Linked DNA regions of Homo sapiens: region 2 is linked to region 1. Evidence: read pairs that join two places in POLR2A ChIA-PET (ENCODE). Cell type or tissue: PC-9. All regions are shown on one strand. Each heading gives the region's core, and the rest is flanking DNA. Links, peaks and the distances in the headings are about the cores only.

What was found. Peaks named below come from ENCODE experiments on the same cell type or tissue, not always from the same donor. Only the 100,000 strongest peaks of a DNase experiment are listed, where the experiment ranks them.
Region 2: POLR2A ChIA-PET joins it to region 1 with 5 read pairs; 1 of 35 experiments calls an interaction of 5 or more read pairs at or near these places.

Annotation. Positions count from the first base shown.
Region 1 is chr1:202,107,889-202,118,816 of GRCh38, forward strand. It overlaps LOC105371684 (a long non-coding RNA gene), which reads right to left and starts at 1,282. Exons shown (of 2, transcript XR_001738375.2): 1 at 1,082-1,282. RefSeq lists enhancers at 26-999, 10,313-10,928 and a cis regulatory region at 10,894-10,928. In PC-9, for the core only: no CTCF peak of the experiment used is centred there; DNase peaks (open chromatin) are centred at 4,853 and 5,713; H3K4me3 peaks cover 692 bases; H3K27ac peaks cover 3,716 bases.
Region 2 is chr1:202,580,537-202,591,464 of GRCh38, forward strand. It overlaps PPP1R12B (protein phosphatase 1 regulatory subunit 12B), which reads left to right. Exons shown (of 24, transcript NM_002481.4): 24 at 1-10,928. The coding sequence ends at 24. SYT2 (synaptotagmin 2) reads right to left here. Exons shown (of 9, transcript NM_177402.5): 9 at 10,060-10,928. Among named protein-coding and RNA genes, the nearest start is that of SYT2, 120 kb to the right of the region's middle. RefSeq lists enhancers at 8,253-9,452, 8,858-8,907, 10,578-10,928. In PC-9, for the core only: CTCF peaks have their summits at 9,206 and 9,422; DNase peaks (open chromatin) are centred at 7,775, 8,555 and 8,875; H3K27ac peaks cover 3,105 bases.

The DNA.
Region 1 (10,928 bases), core at 2,983-6,982:
TGGGCAGTGTGTATGCTCCTGGAGGGCTTGCTTTGCCCATCTCTCACCCTGGAATAACTGTCTGGGTCCTGCTCCCTGGAAGGGCATGAAGCCACACCCATGTAAGGCCTAGGAGAAGTGAAAAGCCCTGTGTGTACATGTGACTTGAGGCCGGGAGGCAGACCACTCCCAGAGCCTGCATGTTCAAGGATTCCTTGCATCTGGAAAGCCAAGACAGGGACCCCTCCTGCCTGCCTCTCTTCTGCTTTCTGCTCCGACCCCCTGAGCTGGTTACCATGGCAACAGTTCCCTGCCTATCTCTCCAGAGGCCTTTCACAGAATCCAGAGTTGGTTTCTACAATGTTTACCCACAAACACTTTCTTGTTGCCAGTCAGTTCGGATGGCACTTCCAGAACTGAGGAAATACCTTTGTGACTTCGCCAGGTCACAGCCAGCTGGCCCCTGGAATCACTCCCCAGTAGGGTGCCATCCTTCGGGCTCTGGAGAGCTGAGGAGTCAGGGTGTGGCCAGGTCAAGGTGAACCACATGCTGCTGGGAAAACTACCCAAAGGGCACGTCCCACTGACCCGCAGTCAGCAGCCTGCAAGCGTCATTGCCTCTACAGGGAACATTGTCCGTCTAGGCTGGCAGAAGAAGGCCCTAAAGATAAGGCAGGGCATGAACCCAACTCCATGACAGCCAATTAGCTCCACTCCAAGAACCCAACCGCTGTGACTCACTGACAGCCAATCAGGAGGCCCAGGGCCAGATACTTTTTTCAGCTAGACACACCTGTAACCTGCTAGCCATCTGTTGAACCACACCCCTGCCCCAACCATTCTAGAAAGAAATATAAATCTCTTTTACAGCTGTAAATGGAGAGCTCTGTAACTCTAATATGGAGGGAGATACACGCTGATCTATATTGAGCTCAGAGACAGACACAAATGCATAAACATGCACCTGCACAGATGAAAATCTAGCTATCAGCCCTGCTCCTTCCTGCCTCCACCAAGGTCACCACCATCTCTATTCTCCTCCACCCTCCTGGGTCAGAAATTGGCAAAAGAGAAAAGGACATTGCAAGAGACCTAAATATACCTTTCCAGTGCACAGTGGCAGCTTTCTGTGAACTGTTAGGCCAACAGTGGTCCAGACATTTTCCCTCATCCTCTGCAAAAAACAACAAAACCAAACAAAAACATTGACTGGGCATCATTCGTAGGTTTACCTGGGAATACTAGTGCTTGGAGGGGACTGAGAGTACCCCTAGCAAAGCCCCATTTTACGGATGAGGGCTAGGCCCAGAGGGAGGGTTTCTCCTTCCAGAGGAGGGCTCAGTGCTCGTGATTGTTGGCAAGGGCATCTTGCCAAAGTTCCAGGATCCAGGTCAGATATTGGCCCCATGGTCCCACCCTGGAGGATTTCCTGTAGGGGGGTGCCCCCCAGCTGGCCACAGTGGATCAGGCATGTCCAGAGGGAGACCTGGGAAAGGGGCACTATGCTTGTGTGTCCTCCAATCTTCCTACTCTAGGCCCTGCCCAAAGGCTGGGAGAACAGGGATCTTCTGTTGACTATGAGGGAAAAATGCTAGTTCATAGGTCCTAGTTGAACTAGCGCCTATGATTCCGGGGTCTCTGGGATGCCTGGGATCATGGCAGCATGGCCCAAGGTCCTGCAGCAATTTGAGTCAGAGCCACATTACCAGGCTGCAGGACAGCAAGCCAAGACCCCCCAGCCTGGGAGTTTCAGGGTCTATGAACTAGCGCCTAGGTGCTAGATGAACTAGCATTTCAGTGCTCTATGCCAGAGGGACCTCAATAGAGGGAGATGCAGACAATCCAAACTTGTTTCAGTGTAACCCTCAAATTTTCGAGCCCTCCAGATGCAGGGCACTCATACTACCCAGTATTGAGACTCTAGACATGACCTTGACTGAAGGCTGCCACGTCTTCAAGCAGAGACCTGCTAAAAACGAAAACAACTTATATGCATGAAGTGCATACTTTGTGTCAGGAATTATGCTAGGCACTGGGGAGACAGACATGACCTAGGTTCCCAGGCCCCTGCAGGTTGTTCTCATGTAGGGTGTATAGGGTAGTTTCAGCAAAGGGCCTCCCTCAGCCCGCAAGGCCACAGGCCCCCAAACGGGCAAAACACTGCCCCTGCAGATTCACAGGACTTTTGTGCTGGTTTAGACAGGAGAGAAACAGAATGAACCCCAGGAAGATTCAGAGGGGTCAAGATCTGACCCCTACAGCCAAGGACAGCCAGAGGTAGGAGGACCTTTGCTCATGGGTAGAAATCATTCTATTCATGCATAAATCAAGTCTCACCCAAGATGTTGGGCAGCCAGCTTGGCCTTGCCTGTTCTAGGGAATAGAGGCTGGGCTCCGATTCCAGAGCTAGGGGCTGGGGTGGGATCTCTGAGTCTTTTTTTTTTTTTTTTTTTTTGAGACAGAGTCTCACTCTGTCACCAGGCTGGAGTGCAGTGGCACGATCTTGGCTCACTGCAACCTCCGCCTCCCAGATTCAAAAGATTCTCCTGCCTTAGCCTCCCAAGAAGCTGGGATTACAGGCGTGCGCCACCATGCCCAACTAACTTTTATATTTGTGGTAGAGACGGGGTTTCAACATGTTGGCCAGGATGGTTTTGATCTCGGCCTCCCAAAGTGCTGGGATTATAGGCATGAGCCACCATGCACAGCCTTGTAGTTTTAGCAGAGACGGGGTTTCACCATGTTGGTCAGGCTGGTCTCGAACTCCTGACCTCCAGTGATCCACTAGCCTCTGCCTCCCAAGGTGCTGGGATTACAGGTGTGAGCCACCGCGCCTGGCCCCCTGTGTCTGTCTTTAACCTCCTCTGCATACAGGAAATTTCCTCCGTCTCTCCCACAGGGAGGTGTGGCCAGGGAGCTTTGCCCCCTCCCTTTGAAGCACTCTCTGCCTCTTCCCCACCCCCAGTATGGGGTAATGGCTAAGGGGGACATAAAATAGACTCATCATTTTAGGAGGGGAAGAGGAAACCCTCAAAGCCATTCCGGAGTCTTTGGGATGCCTGGGATCATGGCAGCACGGCCCGAGGTCCTGCAGCAGTCTGAGTCAGAGCCACATTACCAGGCTGCAGGACAGCAGGCCGAGACCCTCTAGCCTGGGGTTTCAGGGTCTGCTGCACCCTGTAAGCAGAAGTGCCTGAAGGCATTGGACAGTGCTCTTAGTGGGACTGGGAGAATGAGGCAGGTGTGTGAAGGAGGAGTGAATAGAGGGAGTGAGGAAGGAAATTGACATTCATCAAGAACATGCTTTATGTCAGGAATGCACCACTCAAGTTTCATAATTTAATGTTCAGAGCAACCTTGGAGGTGCATGTTATTGTCCTCAGTTACAGTCAAGAACTGAGGTTGGGTAAGGTGTGGTGGTGCTTGCCTGTAATGCCAGCACTTTGGAAGGCTTAGGCGGGAGGATGACTTGAGCCTGGGAATTTGAGACCAGCCTCGGCAACACAGCAAGACTCTATCTCTATTTTAAAATAACATAATTGGCCAGGCACGGTGGCTCATGCCTGTAATCCCAGCACTTTGGGAGGCCGCGGTAGGCGGATCACAAGGTCAGGGCATCGAGACCATCCTGGCTAACACGGTGAAACCCCGTCTCTACTAAAAATACAAAAAATTAGCCAGGTGTAGTGGCAAGTGCCTGTAGTCTCAGCTACTCGGGAGGCTGAGACAAGAGAATTGCTTGAACGTGGGAGGCTGAGGTTGTAGTGAGCTGAGATCAGGCCACTGCCCTCCAGCCTGGGTGACAGAGCGAGACTCTGTCTCAAAAAAATAAATAATAAAATAAAATAATTATTATTAATTTTTTTTTTGAGGCGGAGTCTTGCTCTGTCACCCAGGTTGGAATGCAGTTTCACATTCTCGGCTCACTGTAACCTCTGCCTCCCAGGTTCAAGCAATTCTCGTGCCTCAGCCTCCCGAGTAGCTGGAATAACAGGTGCCTGCCACCACGCCCAGCTAATTTTTGTAATTTTAGTAGAGACTATGTTGGCCAGGCTGGTCTTGAATTCCTGATCTTAAGTGATCTACCCATCTTGGCCTCCCAAAGTGCTGGGATTACAGGCATGAGCCACTGTGCCTGGCCTATTTTAAAATAATTTTATTTTAAAATATTAAAAAAAAGAAAACTGAGGTCTGCCGGGCATGGGCCTATAATACCAGCAGAGGCAGGAGGATGATTTGAGCCCAGGAGTTGGAGGCTGCAGTGAGCTACGATCGCGCCACTGCACTCCAGCCTGGGCGAGAGTGAGTCCTCGTCTCAAAAAACAAAAATCAAAAACTGAGATAAAGACAGGTTAGCCGGTCGTGGGTGGCTCATGCCTGTAATCCCAGCACTTCGGGAGGCCGAGGCGGGTGGGTCACGAGGTCAGGAGTTTGAGACCAGCCTGGTCAACATGGTGAAACCCCATCTCTACTAAAAATATAAAAAAATTAGCCAGGCGTGGCGGCGGGCGCCTGTAGTCCCAGCTGCTGGGGAGGCTGAGGCAGAAGAATGGCGTGAACCTGGGAGGCGGAGCTTGCAGTGAGCAGAGATCGCGCCACTGCACTCCAGCCTGGGCGACAGAACGAGACGCCGTCTCAAAAAAAAAAAAAATTAGCCAGGCGTGGTGGCAAGCGCCTGTAATCCCAGCTACTCGGGAGGCTGAGGCAGGAGAATCCCTTGAAGCCGGAAGGGGGAGGTTGCAGTGAGCCGAGATTGCCCCATTGCATTCTAGCCCGAGCGAAAGAGCGAAACTCCGTCTCAAAAAAAAAAAAAGACAGGTTAAGTGATTTGCCCATGGCTACATAGCTGGGAAGTGAGGAGATGTGGATTTCTGTGGATCCAATTTCATGTGTCTAGGATGACCCATCAACTCCAGAGAAGGGCAGGAAGAAGGTGCCGCTCTTAGGCTCAGAGGGACTCAGAGGTAGAAGTTCAACCATCCTTTCCCTCCCCACCCACCCAACCGGCCCCCTGAAAGCTGTCCAGGCAGATGCTGCCCAGGGAAGGGTTAACCCTCCTCTTTGGCTCTGCCCTGCATTCTTTTGTGCTGAGCTCTCTGGCAGCTTGTGTCAGGACATCAGGGCAAGAAGGCAGAAAGGACATGGCTAGGGCACCTGGCAATGAATAATCTGTTTGTCGTGGCCGTGCTGCCTTGTGGCTGTGTGGGATGGGGTGGGGATGGCGGCAGTGCCAGGACTTGGGGTCAAGGGCTCAGGGAGGGGGCCAGCCAGCTTGGAGGCAGGACCTGAGACTCCTCTATGTTTAGTGCTTGCTCCATCTCCCAGACAGCCACCTAAACAGGAACTGTGGCAGCTTTCCACGTTTGCCCCTGGCTGCAGCCAAACCTATCTCAGCTACAGCCTGGGACTTGGATCTCCCTGTAAGATTTCTATCCCATCCCTCTCCACCTGCCCCAGGGCTTCAGAACCAAGTTCTAGACTCCAGAGGGCCCTGCAGCCTGCCCCTCCAGCTACCAAGGATGAAAATCTGGTACAGGCATCTGTAGGGGACAGCCAAATGTGCCTGGAATCACTGGGGAAGGGAGATATGAGAGGATGCAGGGTGCCCTGTGGGGTTTCCCAGGCTCCTCCAGCCTCACCCCATTCCTGCCCTGGCTCAACTGCTTGGTCTTGTGATTGCAGGGGCCAGACTCTCTCCTCCAGCTGAGTGATGCTGGGCTCCACCCAGCAGCTGGCTCTTCCTGGAGTCTTTCCTCCCCACCAGCTCTCTTCCTGCCTGGAACTTCTGCCCCAGCTCCTTTCTACCAGACTAACTCTCTCACTTCCACTCAAATTCTGCTCCTGAAGAAATCCCTTCTAGAACTTCTCAGGAAGCCTTCTTTGACTCACCCAAGCCTGTCTGATCCCCTTGGGCTCTCCTGCCTGCTGCCATCCTCACATACCTCCACCTGTTACTGTGGCCAGTGCCTACTCCTTATGCATTTGATGTTATGCTTGCTGACTGTGTCTCACACCTGGATTCTGTGTGTGTGTGTGTGTGTTCTGTCTCTTCCAGAGGACAGAACAAGAACCAACGGGTGGATTTTCCTTGAGTCACATTTCTGATAAGGGAACAAGTTCGGCATGATCACAGCCATCTAAACATTGGAATGGGCTATCTTGAAAGTAGTGAGCTATCAAAGGAGGGGTTAATAACAAATGCTTCTGGGTAGCAGTGATGTGTCTGCCACATGAAAGGCTTTCAGTACACATTTGTTAAACAAATAACAACCTGCTGGCTTTCTCTCCTCCCACAGCCACTATGTGTCTCATAAATGCTTGGGGTTTTTTTCTGTTGGGGCAGCCAGTTGGGCCCCAAGAGGCAAGTCCCTGCCTGTAGTTATTCTGATATTGAAAGGGTCCTTACTGAGAAACTAACCTGGAGAGCAATCCTAGTAAGCAGAAGAGGACCTCTCTCCACCCATCTCTTGGTGTGGACTTGGAAGAGAGTAGGTGTTTATAGAGAGCTCCTAGCACTTGGTGCCAGCTAGGAGATACGATACGGGGGCTCTGGGATCTGGGAGGTAGGATCATGCCTTGTCAGCTGGATCCCTGGGCTCCTTGTAACCAACTATGCTTGTATCTCTTTAGCATCCTTGAGGATTTCATTGCATCTGAACATTCCAGCCTTGCCTTAGCTGTGCTGTAGGCCAGTGAGGAAAGATGGTGAAATGTGCTCGAAACATTGCATGCAGGCAGCTAGCTGCCATGGCTGGGGAAGTCACAGCGTGGGGAGGATACCCCTTTCCCCCAAGGAAAGGGGCATCTTGGGGCAGGAGCAGAAGACAGTTGAAAGACTTTCTGCTGACCATCTTGAAAGGTTTTTTTTTTTTTTTTTTTGTGACAGTCTCACTCTGTCACCCAGGCTAGAGTGCAGTGGCACAATCTCAGCCCACTGCAACCTCCGCCTCCCAGGTTCAAGCGATTCTCCTGCCTCGGCCTCCCCAGTAGCTGGGACTATAGGTGCACGCCACCACACCTGGATAAGTTTTGTATTTTTAGTAGAGACAGGTTTCAACATACTGGTCAGGATGAACTCCTGACCTCAGGTGACCTGCCCACCTTGGACTCCCAAAGTGCTGGGATTACAGGAGTGAGCCACCCAGACTTGAAAGTTGTTAAGTGTTACCTTTGTCGAGGAAGCCAGAAGTTTCCTCCCACCCCCATTAAGGAAATTTTGGCATTTTATAACAGGTAGGATTTTTGAGCAGTTTTTTGTTTCTACTTACTATTTACTTGTTCTTTTTTTTTTTTTTCGCCCCCTGAAACACATGTATCAAGCATCTACTGAATGCCAGGCACTGAGAACCAAGATAGGGAGACACAGGACCTGCTCACCAGAGGTTCAGTGACTTCCTGATCTGGGAGCTCCAGGGGCACAGTGTTTCTCCCTCTGTCCCCTCCTACAAGCATCCTCCCACCCCCACCCCTCACCATTTGAGTGCAATGGGAATGCCTAGTATAGTAGTTCTCAAACTCTAGCCTTCATCAGAATCCCTGGAGGACTTGCTAGAAAACGCCTAGAAGCTGGGCCCACCCTGTTTCTGATCTAGCAGGTCTACGGTGGGGGTTGAGAATGTGCATTTCAAAACAGTTTCCAGGTGTTTCTGACCCTGATGATCTAATAAAAAACCACTGATTTACAGTATCTTACAGTCCATATTACCTTTTAAAATGCCTTCACAATGACTGCATTTTATTACCATAGCATGCTTGGGGGGTCTTCAGGCCCAGGAGAATACCCCTTACCTTTTACTGAGGGGAAACTGGAAAGACAGAGCGGTCTCATGATCTTATGACTTCATCACAATTTATAGCTATATTACTTGCAATTTGGCTTTTTCAGTGACTGCCTCGTTCGCTTGAATGTGAATTTCTTTCTTTTTTTTTTTCTTTTTTTTGAGACGGAGTCTCACTCTGTACCCCGTATCCCAGGCTGGAGTGGAATGGCATGATCTCGGCTCACGGCAACCTCCGCCTCCTGGGTTCAAGTGATTATCCTGCCGCAGCCTCCCAAGTAGCTGGGATTACAGGCACGCACCACCACACCCAGCTAAATTTTAGTGGAGACGGGGTTTCACCGTGTTGGCCAGGCTGGTCTCGAACTCCTTACTTCAGGTGATCTGCCTGCCTTGGCCTCCCAAATGCTAGGATTACAAGCGTGAGTCACTGTGTCTGGCCTCAAATGTTAATTCCTATTTTTTTTTTTTTTTTTGAAACAGAGTCTCGCCAGGCTTTAGTGCAGTGGCGTGATCTTGGCTCACTGCAACCTCCACCTCCCAGGTTCAAGCGATTCTCCTGCCTCAGCCTCCCAACTAGCTGTGATTACAGGCGCCCGCCACCACGCCCGGCTAATTTTTGTATTTTTAGTAGAGACGGGGTTTCATCATGTTGGCCAGGACGGTCTCAATCTCCTGACCTCGTGATTCGCGCACCTCAGCCTCCAAAAGTGCTGGGATTACAGGTGTGAGCCACTGCGCCCGGCCTCGAATGTGAATTTCATGAGGGTGGAGGCCATGCTGTGTTTTTCACTCTGTTTCCCAAATGCCTAGGACAATGCCTGGCACATAGTAGGTGCTCAACAAATATTTTCAAAATGAGTGACTGACCTATTCCTGAAATCACAGGGCTAGTTAGTAGCCGAGTTGGGACTCAGTCCCAGATCTCCTGACTTTTAGATGCATGTTTTCCCACTAGTGGCCCTTCACCTGTCCCCTGGAGCAGCACCCAAGTGCTACTTGGGGCCAGGGGCCCAGAGCTTGGAGGAGAATGACACAGTGAGATCTGGTGGGTCAGACTATCTATGCTTCCCCCAGCCTTAGTCCGTGTCCAGTATAGGCCAGACCCATGTTCCTGTTCAGAACTGGAACCCGGGCAGGGGAAAGAACTTGTCTCAGAATTTGCCCTCTCTGCCTCTTTGGCTGCCTTCTGCTTGTTCAGTTTCCAAATCTGTAAAACAGGTAGATATAATGATAGTACCCTACCTCATAAGGTTGCTGTGAGAATCAAATGAATTCTAGCCAGTAGGTAACATGTATATAGTGCTTATTATATGCCAGATATTATTGTAATGACTTACATAGATGAACTCATTTAATCTTTTTTTTTGAGACTGAGTCTTGCACCGTTGCCTGGGCTGGAGTGTAGTGGCGTGACCTAGGCTCGCTGCAACCTCCATCTCCCAGGTTCAAGCAATTCTCCTGCCTCAGCCTCCTGAGTAGCTGGGACTACAGGCACGCGCCACCATGCCCGGCTAATTTTTGTATTTTTAGTAGAGACAGGGTTTCACTATGTTGGCCAGGCTGGTCTCAAACTTCTGACTTTGTGATCCACCTGCCTTGGCCTCCCAAAGTGTTGGGATTACAGGCGTGAGCCACCATGCCTGGCCTTTTTTTTTTTTTTTTTTTTTAGATAGTGTCTTGCTATGTTGCCTAGGCTGGAATGCAGTGGCTATTCACAGGCGAGATCACGGCACACCATAGTCTTGAACTACTGGCCTCAAGGGATCCTCCTGCCTCAACCTCTCAAGTAGCTGGGACTACAGGTGTATGCTACCACACCTAGCATAACTTCATCTTATTTATTTATTTATTTTGAGGCAGAGTCTTGCTCTGTCGCCCAGGCTGGAGTGCAATGGCACAATCGTGGCTCACTGCAGCCTTCATCTCCTGGGCTCAGGTGATCCTCCCACCTCAGTCTCCTAAGTAGCTGGGACTATAGGCATGCACCACCATGCCCAGCTAATTTTTTTTTTTTTTTTTTTTTGGAAACAGAATTTTGCTCTTTTCACCCAGGCTGGCATGCAATGGCGCAATCTCGGCTCACTGCAACCTCCGCTTCCCGGGTTCAAGCGATTCTCCTGCCTCAGCCTCCCTGAGTAGCTGGGATTACTGGCACCCGCCACCACGTCCAGCAAATTTTTTTGTATTTTCAGTTGAGACAGGGTTTCACCATGTTGGCCAGACTGGTCTTGAACTCCCGACCTTAGTTGATCCACCCGCCTCGGCCTCCCAAAGTGCTAGGATTACAGGCGTGAGCCACCACGCCCGGCCTTAATTTTTGTATTTTTTGTAGACACAGGGTCTTGCCATGTTGCCCAGGCTGGTCTTGAACTCCTGAGCTCAAGATAGCCTCCTGCCTCGGCGTCCCAAAGTGCTGGGAGGGGACAGCCACCACACCCAGCATTTAATCCTAATCTTCACAACAAGCCTGTTATTATCTTCACGTTGCAGATGAGGCAACCGAGGGACAGAGGTTACATACTTGACCAAAGTCACATACACAGTTAGTAAGTGGCAGGGCCAGGAATTAAATCCAGGCAGTCTGATTCCAGAGTGTGCTCTTGGCTGGAGAATGCATGGCACATGGAATCTGCTCAGTACAACATTCGCTCATTTTTTTCATGGGTGGCACTTCCACACCAGCTCAGATGCCCTCAGTGCCACCTCAGTGCTTCCCTCCCACCCGGTTCCAACTAAGTACCTTTTCTTTTCTTTTTTTTGAGACGGAATCTCGCTCTGTAGCCCAGGCTGGAGTGCAGTGGCACAATCTCGGCTCTCTGCAACCTCTGCCTCCCAGGCTCAAGCGATTCTTCTGCCTCAGCCTCCTGAGTAGCTGGGATTACAGGCGTGTACCACCACACCCAGCTAATTTTTGTATTTTTAGTAGAGACGGGGTTTCACCATGTTGGTCAGGCTGGTCTTGAACTCCTGACCTCGTGATCCGCCCACCTCCACCTCCCAAAGTGCTGGGATTACAGGCGTGAGCCACCGCGCCCGGCCCCAGCTAAGTACCTTTTCTGTAGCCAGCACTGGGGAAACTCCCAGGGAGAGGAATGGGGAATTCCTGGGATCATGGAGAGACACTCCCAAGGGCTAGGAAAGCCTTCCATCTCTGCCTGGCATGCTTCT
Region 2 (10,928 bases), core at 6,693-10,692, 480 kb after region 1:
GTCATCAGCAAACTGTCCAAGTAGGCTAGGCTCCAGATTTATGAGGAAAGAAAGGGACAGCATTTGCTGCCCCCACCCCTCTTTTCCAGTCCTTGCCTTCCAACCAAAAGAAATGGATGTTTTGGTGGAAGGACACTTCTTTCTATCACCCTCTTCAGTCACCTCTATACACTCTACATTTTCTCTGCACTTTCAATGCCCTGTTCTTCCAAACCCCTATCCCAAGTTTTATGACAGTTTTAATTGAAGCATGATTGTGGTAATTCGAGCCATCTGGAGAATGCTCTGGGGAGTACACCAGGCTCAGCTGTGGACCCCTCAACTTCCTGCTGCTCAGCTACTTTGTCCACATTGGATTTGGTCCAAACATGTAAGACTTCTACCCTAATCAGTATCCTTCAGCTTTTTACATTAACCCAGTGTCCTCTGATATAGGTGAGTCTTGTGGTAGCCACTCCAGGATCCTGATTGGGGTGCCAAGAGAAACAGCAGGATGTTGAATTGATCATCAGATGCCCTCTGGAATGGTTAGCATCCAAGGTGACAGTGACTGCATTGAGGCGCTCTATTCTTCTTCACCTCTCAGGAACTGACTTTTATTTTTTCTGTCAACACCCAGTAATCTCCCTAACTAGTTTTAACCCTTATTCCTCCCTCATACCTAGCCATTTCTCCAAGGCGCAAATGGCCCTGGCTTCATTTATTCCTTTCCTTTCTATCCTTTTATATTTTTCCCTTCCCCACCCCCTCACTCAATGGTATAAAAGCTAGGACAGAGCACCTGACCTCAGTTGTCTTTGGCCATTGTGGGAAGTCATTATTCTGGAGACAAGAAAATCATCACTCTGGTGCCTTGGTGGCAGCACCACTGCCTGCTCCCTGGAAGGTAGACTATGGCATAAGTGTCAGCTCATTGTTTTCGTCTCCCACTTATCTTCCCCCTTCAAAGTGATTTTCTTTATAAGAAAATTTGGGCTCTGAATACTCCATTCTGCCTCACTTCCTTGACCTTGTTTTCCTCTCTTCGCCCTGACACCTGCTTCTAATGAGAAATGAAGTCAGTGCAAGGAGGAATGAGAGGTGGGGAGGGGAGATTGTTGAGAGATGGACTAGGAAGTGGAAGCAGGCTGGAAAGACACATATGGCGAAAGTCAAGTATCTGAGGCCACTTGCAACATTGTGACAAAGAAGATGGAAGATAGCAGCCTACTGGGCTGTGAGAATAGTGGTGAATTTGATTATTTCCAGTGGTTAGATTTAGCAGAGAGATTTACTTTCTTAGAAATTAATAGGGGAAATGGCACTTAATAGAGGTTTAATGGAATGAAGTACTTTCAACCCATTGATGAGAGTCATGGAAGTTTAGAGTGGCAAGACCCAGAGGTCATTAGGTCCAGCTTTCTATTATTGTGTCACAGGGACCCCTGCTACCACAGCTTTCACCCATGGGCATGGTCAGGTAGCCTCTGGTGGCTATGCATTTATTACTCAAAAGTTGGGCAACTCTAATAACGAGAGAGTTTTTCCTCATATCAGCTGAAGTCTGCCTGTGGATTCTCCTTGTAGTCCAGATCTACTATCTGCAACTCTTTAACGGCACTTGAGATATGTGCAGTGGGTGGTCTCCCCCTCAGTCTTACTTTGAGCTGCTGTTACTCTAGTCCTTTAAGTCATTCCTCATATGGCATGCTTTTCTTACCTGTCACATCTTGGCCATCCTCCTCTAGACAAAACCAGCCTTTAAAATATCATGTCCAGGCCTGGAAAGAATACAAATCCAGTGCAAAATTAAACCATTAGTTCTTGATGATAACCTAGCATTAATACTTACAGTATTTTCTTTTTGTAGGAGTTTTATCCCTTGGTTCACTTGAGTGTGCAAGTCATTAAATCCTCATCATTTTAGGGTTGCCAGTGATATTCAGTGTTTAGAGTGGTTCATTCCCTTAATATATACTACCTCTGTCTGTTAATTCTTTCCTAACATGACATGTAGCTCTCCATGGTCCTCCCTCTGAAACACCACATGCTGTTTAAACTAGAAGCTGTAATTCAAGATCCCAATTCCACCAGGTGCAGTGGCTCATGCCTGTAATCCCAGCACTTCAGGAGGCCGAGGTGGACAGATCACGAGGTCAGGAGTTCGAGACCATCCTGGCTAACACGGTGAAACCCAATCTCTACTAAAAATACAAAAAATTAGCCAGGCGTGGTGGCAGGCGCCTGTAGTCCCAGCTACTCAGGAGGCTGAGGCAGGAGAATGGCGTGAACCCGGGAGGCGGAGCTTGCAGTGAGCCTTGATCACGCCACTGCACTCCAGCCTGGGTGACAGAGCAAGACTCCATCTCAAAAAAAATAATAATAATAAATAAATAAAAAATCCCAATTACAGAACAGGAGATATGTTTCCTCTGACAAAACCCCATTTTTAGAGTGTATAAAATTCTGTCTTTCATTTCCAACCATTTTTCAAGAGAAGCTGCTACTATCTTGAGACTTCGTATTATCATGGGAGTACTGTAAGTTCAGTTCTCAGGGAATGCTAAATTAGAGTAATAAGTTTTATATCCTTCATTCTGGGAGAGGAAATCAACATAAGGTGTTGACTAATTGATTATCCTGGAACATTTTGAATATTGGGGAAGGAAGATGATACTTCTTTCTCAAGAAAAGAAAATTGGATTATTAGGAATACATCTTGACCCTTTTCCACTCAATAGACCAGGGAAAGGGGTTACAGAGAGCCTCCTCAGATCTGTTTGTGCCTTTCAAAAGTACTGGGGGCAGATTCTCAAAACTCTTAGATTGGTGTTGCATCCCTGCCACTTCACATGACCCTTCCATGTTAAAGCTGACTTTTCTTGCCAGAAAGTTTTCCTTGTGACAAGAAATTTGCAAGCTTTTCAATCTCAGGAATACTGGATTCTATAGCCAAGAACTCATGAAAGTAAGTGTAAACTATCCTAGGTAATTTCAGGTACTTTCTCTTATGCAATTAATTTTATTAACTGATTTCTGGTCTATCTCCAGAGATAAAATACCATTCCTTCACAACTGTATTGTCTGGAAGCCCCATGAGATGGTAATTATAGGCCTTCTACTAGCCAGCAGTTCTCTCTGGATACTGGCATCAGCAGGTCTCCTTTTTCTTGTGCTGCTTGGACAGGTACCTACTGCTGGCCTCTTCAGTGGCCACAATCCTCAGTCCTCACCTGCTGGTTTGGAGACTCATGAGCACCCCAGGCAGCTCAAGCTGAATAAATAGCTGCAGACATGGCCAACAACATGGGGCTCAGGTCTGTCACTTAACTTAGAGTCTTTACATGAAATATCAGAATGGGAAAGAGAATGTTCCTGGTAAAACTCTGTTTTCATTAATTTGTTATTTTTCAAAAACCGAGCCACACCTTTGGAAGTAATGATTTGGCCATTCCAGAGATTCTGGGGCTAAAGTTTGTTTTTCCAGGGCTGCTGATCCTTTTCCAGATAGCTCCAGAGTATGATGACCCCAGCCCCATCCCAATCTCTAGCGAAAGGGTTATGCAAATCTCAGGGTGTTGCCTCTAAAGAATCTAAAGAATAGACATGCTTTGGGCTTACTCAGTGTACCAGATTCTCTAGTGGGCCATTCTCATTTGATGTTCCCTAGAACCTCCCTGTCTTCCAACTGCAGGATGTGTTTACTTCTCTTCTGGGCTTCCCCTGGTTTCTGTCCTAGTTCCCACCCCAAGTTTAAGAAGACTTAGATTCATTTATTGCTATCTGAGGCCACTAGTGAGATTTCAGATCTCTCTTTTGCAACATTTTACCCATTTCCCTTCCCCAAACCATGTGCTTATTAGATGGTTCCACTCAGGAAGCAAGGAAGCTAAAACTCAAGTTAATGGTCTGTGGATCCCACGAAAGTGTGTGTAAACTACTGACTGTTTCTCCACTAGAGGCATTTAATTGAGCCAAAGATGATGGAAGAAGAAACTCTCAAAGCCATGTACTTTGTTAGGTGTCTGGATTTTTGGCCTGTTTGCAGCCTCTCCTAGCCACAGACAGACACTGTCTCCTCTCAGAGAAAGGCCAGTGTTTCGGTCCAGGCCACTGGTGAGTGTCGGCACCCTTGAGGTGGGCATGGAGTGAGCAGAAGAAGCCTGGAGAAGAGAGAACTATTTAAAAGTGTTGCCAGTTATTCAGCTTCCAGGCGGCTTTGCACCTCCAAAGGTGCAAAAAGGAAAAAGAAAGCAGAAAGGATTCAGCATTTAAGCAGAAAGAAAAGGGAAATTCTACTCTACCAGATGAGCCACTGGTTCCACTGGAGCTTATCAGTGAAGTAACACTGCAGGAGCCCTGGTATCCTTCCCTCAGAGATATCATCAGGGGCCCTCAAACCCCATTGTTTATGCCAGCACTGACCGCACTTTAAGCACACACTTACCAATCAGAGGTCGTGTAATTGGCCTAAATCTAGGCCCAGTTATTACTACAAATCTTAGTCACCATACTCTCTCGCCCAGGCTGGAGTGCAGTGGTGTGATCTCAGCTCACTGCAACCTCCACCTCCCAGGCTCAAGGGATCCTCTCACCTCAGCTCCCGAGCAGCTAGGACTGCAGGTGTGCACCACCATGCCCAGCTAATTTTTGAATTTTTTTGTAGAGATGGGGTTTTGCCATGTTGCCCAGGCTGGTCTGAAGCTGCTGGGCTCAAGCAATCCACCTGGCTGGGCCTCCCAAAGCGATAGGATTACAGGCGTAAGGGCCCACGCCCAGCCTACCATACTGATTTTCAAGGCAGGGTCTAACCCTTCATAAGATGTGAGTTCTTCCAACCCAATAAGCAGGCAGCTTTGAGGACAAAAAGGCAACATTAAAAGATAAGACCCTAGAAGTCAGAACATCTGTATTCCAAGGCCACCCCTTCTCCTTTTAGTCATGTGACTTTGGGCAGGTCACCCTCCCTGTCTGTAAAATGAGGTTGGACTGGATAATCTTTATGTGCCCTTTCCTTTTGGCTTAAAATTCTGTGATTTATTCATTCTTAGGAAGATCAGCATATTTATTGGGATTTCTGCTTCAAAAATTCTTTCTAACCTCAAAAATCCAAGTCCAGAATTTTTTGTTTTCTTCTGGATTTAAACTGTTTAATATGAGCACATCAAGGTTGACTTCTCATCCTTTTTGGGAAGTGAATTTAATATTGAGGGTAATTGAATGATGTTGCAATGGCTTTCCCTCCTGCTGGCTTGGTAAGAATATTAAAGCCTGCAGAGGTGGAAATTGGAGCTCATGGAGAAATGGATAGAAAGCAATTTGTTGCAGGCAGCCTTTGGACAAGTTGTTTTAATAGGAAATAGACCTGCTGCTTCATAGGTTTCCTCAACCACCTTTCCTCAGCTTTCTTAAAATGGGATCTACATTGGCTCTTCACACCCAAATAGCAGACTAATCGTTTTTCTGCTTAGCACCGTCTGGTTCATTGTCTTGAACTCTGCCTTACAGCAGCAAGAAAATTTTCCTCGACAAGAACCTCAATCTTTAGTTCCATTGAGCTCCCCCTCTGGATTTTGGACTTACCAGAAGTAGGAGGTTCTGATACCATTCAAGATGGTCTTTCCTTCAAAGCAGGTCTGAAGAGGAGACTACCAAAGCAGTGTTTACAAACCCAGAGTCCACACAACCATATTGCATAGAACAGCACTTGGCTTTCACAAGCCTCCTACAGGACCTGGTGTAATTGGAGTGAAAGGGCAGAGACCCTGGAAGTGGAGGTGGCTGTGTGCTGCGATGGGAAGAAGGCAGAAGGCCCAGGGGCTTTGGACATAGAGCAGGGTGGAAGCTGCAAGTACTGGGAAGGAAGAGAGTTTCACAGAAACAAAGCTTTGTCACACAGAAATGAGTTCTGTCTCACTGGTGACTTCATCCCTCAGGCTCCAGCTGAGCAGAGATTTTAATCAGCTTCCTTAATGGGTATTGACACTGCTCAGGAAGCAGTAGACCCTGTCAGGGACAGCTATTGATCTTTTGTGTTCTGATTAGATTGGAAAATAGATCAACTTCATTGTAGTCCAGGAACTGTTGGTCACAGCTACTAGGAATGAGGTGATTTCTGAGGGCTGAGAAAAAACACAGAATCTTGGCCAGCAGCCAGCAGCTGCATGGTGAAAGATGCATTCACTTCTCCTTTGAGAGTTGGGGTTGAGGGCAAACATAGAACCCAGGTTTGGCTTACAACCCAGTGTCCCGGAAGCCCTCCTTCGGGAGAACTGTAAGTAAGAGGTGGGTGTGTCTAAAGACAATACCATTAATGAATGTTCTGGCCTTACCTAAAAAGGTTTAGCAATTTGGGGATAACTCTTGGATCTAGCTTATGTGCGTTCACATGCACATTTGCTAGCCCAGAGCTTTTAAAATGAGGTCTGGCATATACTTGATTACAAATGAAAACTCAGAAACCAATTTTATTTATTAAATCATATCTTTTGTTTTTCCCCCTCCCTTCTAATCCCCCAAAGGACCTATTTGAGCTGTTCCCCAATTCATCTGCTTATTTTGGACCATGAATCTGCCAGAGTGATATTTTCTGTTATTTCTCCTCCAAATTTTTCCCTGATGTTTCCAATAAAGATTTACTTGGGTGGCCCCTTAAGGTGACATCAGGATGCTCTTATGTCCTTCCAGAATAAGCATACACTTCACTCCTCTCCCTTTCATCTCCCTCTGCATTCTTAATTCCTTGCTTTTCTCACTTGGAGCCGAGGGTGCTTTAGAGAGGTGGTTTTCCATGAATCAGCCAAGATTCCTGTAGAAGTTGGGTATACCAACCACCACCACCACCGCCCCCTATTCCAGTTTCAAAGCTCCTCGGCTATGCTAATGTCCCCTCAGAGATGAGGTTTGACTTTTAGGCCCGTATGACTCCTCCATAGCCTGGCCAAGGAGACCATGAGTAGCCATGTCTGGTTTACTCTTTATCCTGAGACTGTTTATAGCTTAAAACAGAAGTGTGTCTTCCCAGCACAAACCTAATCAATCAGTGTATCAGTGCATCTGGTGGCAACAGCTCAGCCCATTCAAAGAGCAAGGATTCAGGAAAGGCACACTGATGGTGGGGAGCCTCTTAAGAGCCTCTAATGTTCTCCCAAAACCAGAGTTGAGAGTCGGAGTGCCAGTCGTCGGGGCCCACTATTCCTGAATAAGGGACATGCAAGGGCCAGAAGTAGCTTGACTCTCGCCTAAATATCTGTGCCTTTGCCTGTCCTTTCTCCCACTCTACTGAAACCCGGAACAGATTCCCGCTTGCCTTCTGATGAAGAGAGGTTAGGTAAAGAGAGTTTGGAGGAAAAAAGACACCAGGAGGCAGGCTGCGGGGTAGGAGAGGGTTCTGAGAGGAGGCAGCAATCCAGAATACCTCCTTTTCTAGCCAGCATCCCTTGAACTTTTGAAAGGTTGTGCCTACCACTGGCTGGCACACCAGGGCAATGATTTCCCTGCAGAAGGAAGGAAAGAATGTTTCACCCTTGCATCCTTCTTGGAGAAGCTACAGCCTGTGCTCAGTTGAGTGGTTCACACTCAGACTTTGGCTTTATGGTTTTCCTTCCTCCTTGTCTTTGCCCTGACCTTGATCAACAGGGGTGAAAAGAACCACCCTGAGGTTTCCATGCCTCTCCCATTTTAGTGGTAGCATTTTGTGTCTTTACTCCACCCTTCACCCTAGTTCCACCAAGGTTCACACACCAGATGTAACTGTTTTTCAGCTGAGTTGTATGGATTAACTTCAGTCCACTGTAAATACACCTGGGATGGGGTGGGGTTGGGGTTGTTTAGGGAGAAGCAGCCAGACTTGCTTTGTGAACTGAATGTATTTTTATGCAATTTTGAGTGGCCTTTCAACCCTAAGATGAATGGTTTTGTTTTACTGGTTGTTGTTATATAGTTTTGAGTATTCTGTGTTTGAAAGTTTGGGAATAATAATATTCACTTCTATATGATGCCTGTAAACACAACAGTATTTATAAATGAGTAAATAAAACTGTGTTTTAACTTTGTGACTGTCTCCACAGTTCAGAGCATGGGATTTCTAGAATCTCACATCTGGGGCAGCCTCTTCTGATTTTACATCTTATCATTGGTGGGGGCCTCGCCCACCAGCCTCCTACAACTCCTGTCCACATAGAGGCCCCTTCCCCAGGGACAGCCACAGTGAGTCATGGCCACTGAGAAGGGTCTCTGGTAGTATCAAGGAATTTCCTAAATGGAGTCAGGCCAAGGAGAAGCCTAGATTGGCGTTCAAAAGAACCGTAAGATAGATAGATAGATAGATAGATAGATAGATAGATAGATAGATAGATATCAAGGTTCCAAGCTTCAAGTAACCAAGAGTATATACGGTTATTTCTTGGAAGACACCAGGTTTAAGTGACAAAGGTGTTGAGGCCATCCAGGTGAACACTAGCACACTCTAGTACATGGGAAAGTTGAGGTCTAGGGAGGTGGTGATTTCCTTGGGCTCATGGAAGTCTCCTGCCATCACCCTTAGTCATCTGCTATATCCATAAGTCTTCATGAGGTCATTGTTTAATTCAGGAGATCCAAAACTATCCTGTAGTTCCAAACTACAAATGTAGTTAACTTGGGGGCTATTGAAGGTTAAATCTAAACTCAAAATGAAGGAGCCATGCCCAGAGAAGAGCTGTTCAGGCCCGCTGGCAGGGTTTGTACGTGGGTGGCCAGGTCTGACCCCAGGCAGCCAGGATCTGGGTCTGGTTTCTCCATCCAGCAAGCCCTGCCTCTGGCTTTGCTCAGCCCTGTGTTTCCTGCCAAGCGGAAATCCCTGGTCACTGACTTGGGGAGAGGTCAGGGAGGGAAGATTCTTCTCCCCTGATGTCACCCAGCTGTTTGTAACCCAAGCAGCAGCAGAACAAGCACACTTGATGTCATGGTTGAAGAATTCAGTCCTGTCCTGGGGCACAAAACAGAGGCAAAGAAGCATGACCGATGCAAAGGGTTCCTAGACTGCAAATGTCATTTCTCTTTCTGACCCCCACTGGTTGTAGTAAGGTCTGCAGATACAGTATCACCTAGCCGTCACGTGGTCCAGCCCTCTTGGGGGGAAAGGAGAAGGCCACAACCTATTGGCAGAGTAAAAAGCTCATATTCTTAGCCAGGAGACCCTCAGGTGATAAATCCCAGTCCGTCTGCTGAAAGGCTCATGCCCCTCACCCTACCCAGCCTTAGGGACTGAAGCAGCAAGACAGGATAGATGTTAAAGGATCTGGGCTCATGCTCCCTCAGGTGGGCAGCTCCCATCCCTGCTTGCATTCACTGCCCCCATGCCTTTGGACCTGATGGACAAGCACACATCTAGCCAACGGTGTTCCTGGAGGACAGGTGCTGGTGTAAACTGACAAAAATGGTAGCTGCTGGTCTATCCTCAAGGAGAGGAGACAGGTGGAAGTGGGAACCGAAGAAGGAGTTTTACTCTTCCCTGGTCTTTGGGGGCAATGCTGTCCCACTCTCCCTTTCCCTAAAAATTCTGACGCCCTATCCCTGGTCCCTAACATCTTTGCTTCAGAAGTTAAAGACATTTCAAGTTATTTGCAAAGAGTCAACTGAGGACTTTGTAGAAATTGTTACTTTTCAAATTCCCACTTCCCAGGGCCAGCCTCCCTCTCGTCATTGGGCTCAGACTGTGGCTGTTCCCTAAGCCCAGCTCTACTGGAAGGGAATTCAAGAATATAGTCCCCACCACCACCCCGCCCCGCCCAGCCTCCCAGACAATGTTCCCCGGCACCACCACACTCCCCACAGTTCCACAGCCTGGCATGTGTTCTCAGGAGATGTGTGGGCCCCAGCACCCACCAGAGTGCCAATCTGGTCTTCCCCCAACCCCAGGAGAGAGGGGACCTCAGCCCCTTTTGGTGCTTCCCTGAAGGGAGATTCTGGGTTAGAAGCCAGAGCCTCAGGACCATCTCACCACCCTCACCCACCATACTGACCCTCACAGGCAGCTCCCACTCCCTCACCCCCACCTCAGCGCAGCAAAAACAACCAGAGACACCCCCCACCCCCAGGTTTCTTTCAGCTCATTTCTTTAATAAGGAGACGCAGTTCATTACAAAATAACAATTTGACAAGAGATCAGACAAGAACAAGAGTCCACATAAGGGAGATGGAGAGCATTGCCAAGCAGAAGTGGGAATGAGAGGGCCGGGGGCAAGGGCTGTACATGTGTCCTTCCTATGGAGACGAAGGCAGGGCTCCTGGTGGGCTGACCTTGGCGAAGCTAGGCTCTGCCAGGCCCTGATTTTGAAGTTTTCAGCCCCAGGGTTTTCAGAAAGCAGCAAATCAAGTCCTTAGATGGGCAGGAGTCAGGGCAGAAGGGTCACTATCTTTGAAGAGGCCCCCCTAAAGTCCTGATCGCTAAGGCAGGTGGGATGGAGGAACTCCTGGTGCCCCATGCACACTGCTCCCATCACCTCACCAGACAGATGCTCTCTCAACTCTTGCCTCAATTTGTCTCTGCTGTGGGTGTGGAGAGTGGGAGGGCCCCAGAGAGAGCTGGAGGAAGCAAGACATGTCTTCACTGGTCCAAGCACCTGATTCCAGCCTGCTCTGAAATGGTCCCCTCCACCTTCCCCACTCTTTCAGTTCCCAGCACAAAGGTCCCTGGGACTTCTGTGTGCAACTTCTGTTGTGGTTTGTGCAGGGCAAGCCTGCCTCGCCACCTCTGGCCTCCTCGAATGCGCCCTGCCTGATTCCCTTCCCGTTCTCTCTCCTTCCTCATACTTGTCACAGTTGCCAGGCCTGAGGCATCCTGGGCTCTTCCCATGCAGTACTGCCCTCAGGTGCCCATGGGGCCAGGGGCCGCAGGCAGGGGGGCTACCTGTCCCTCTCAGTTCAACAGGATGACCTGGGGCCTTGGAAGCCCCCAGGCCCCTCTA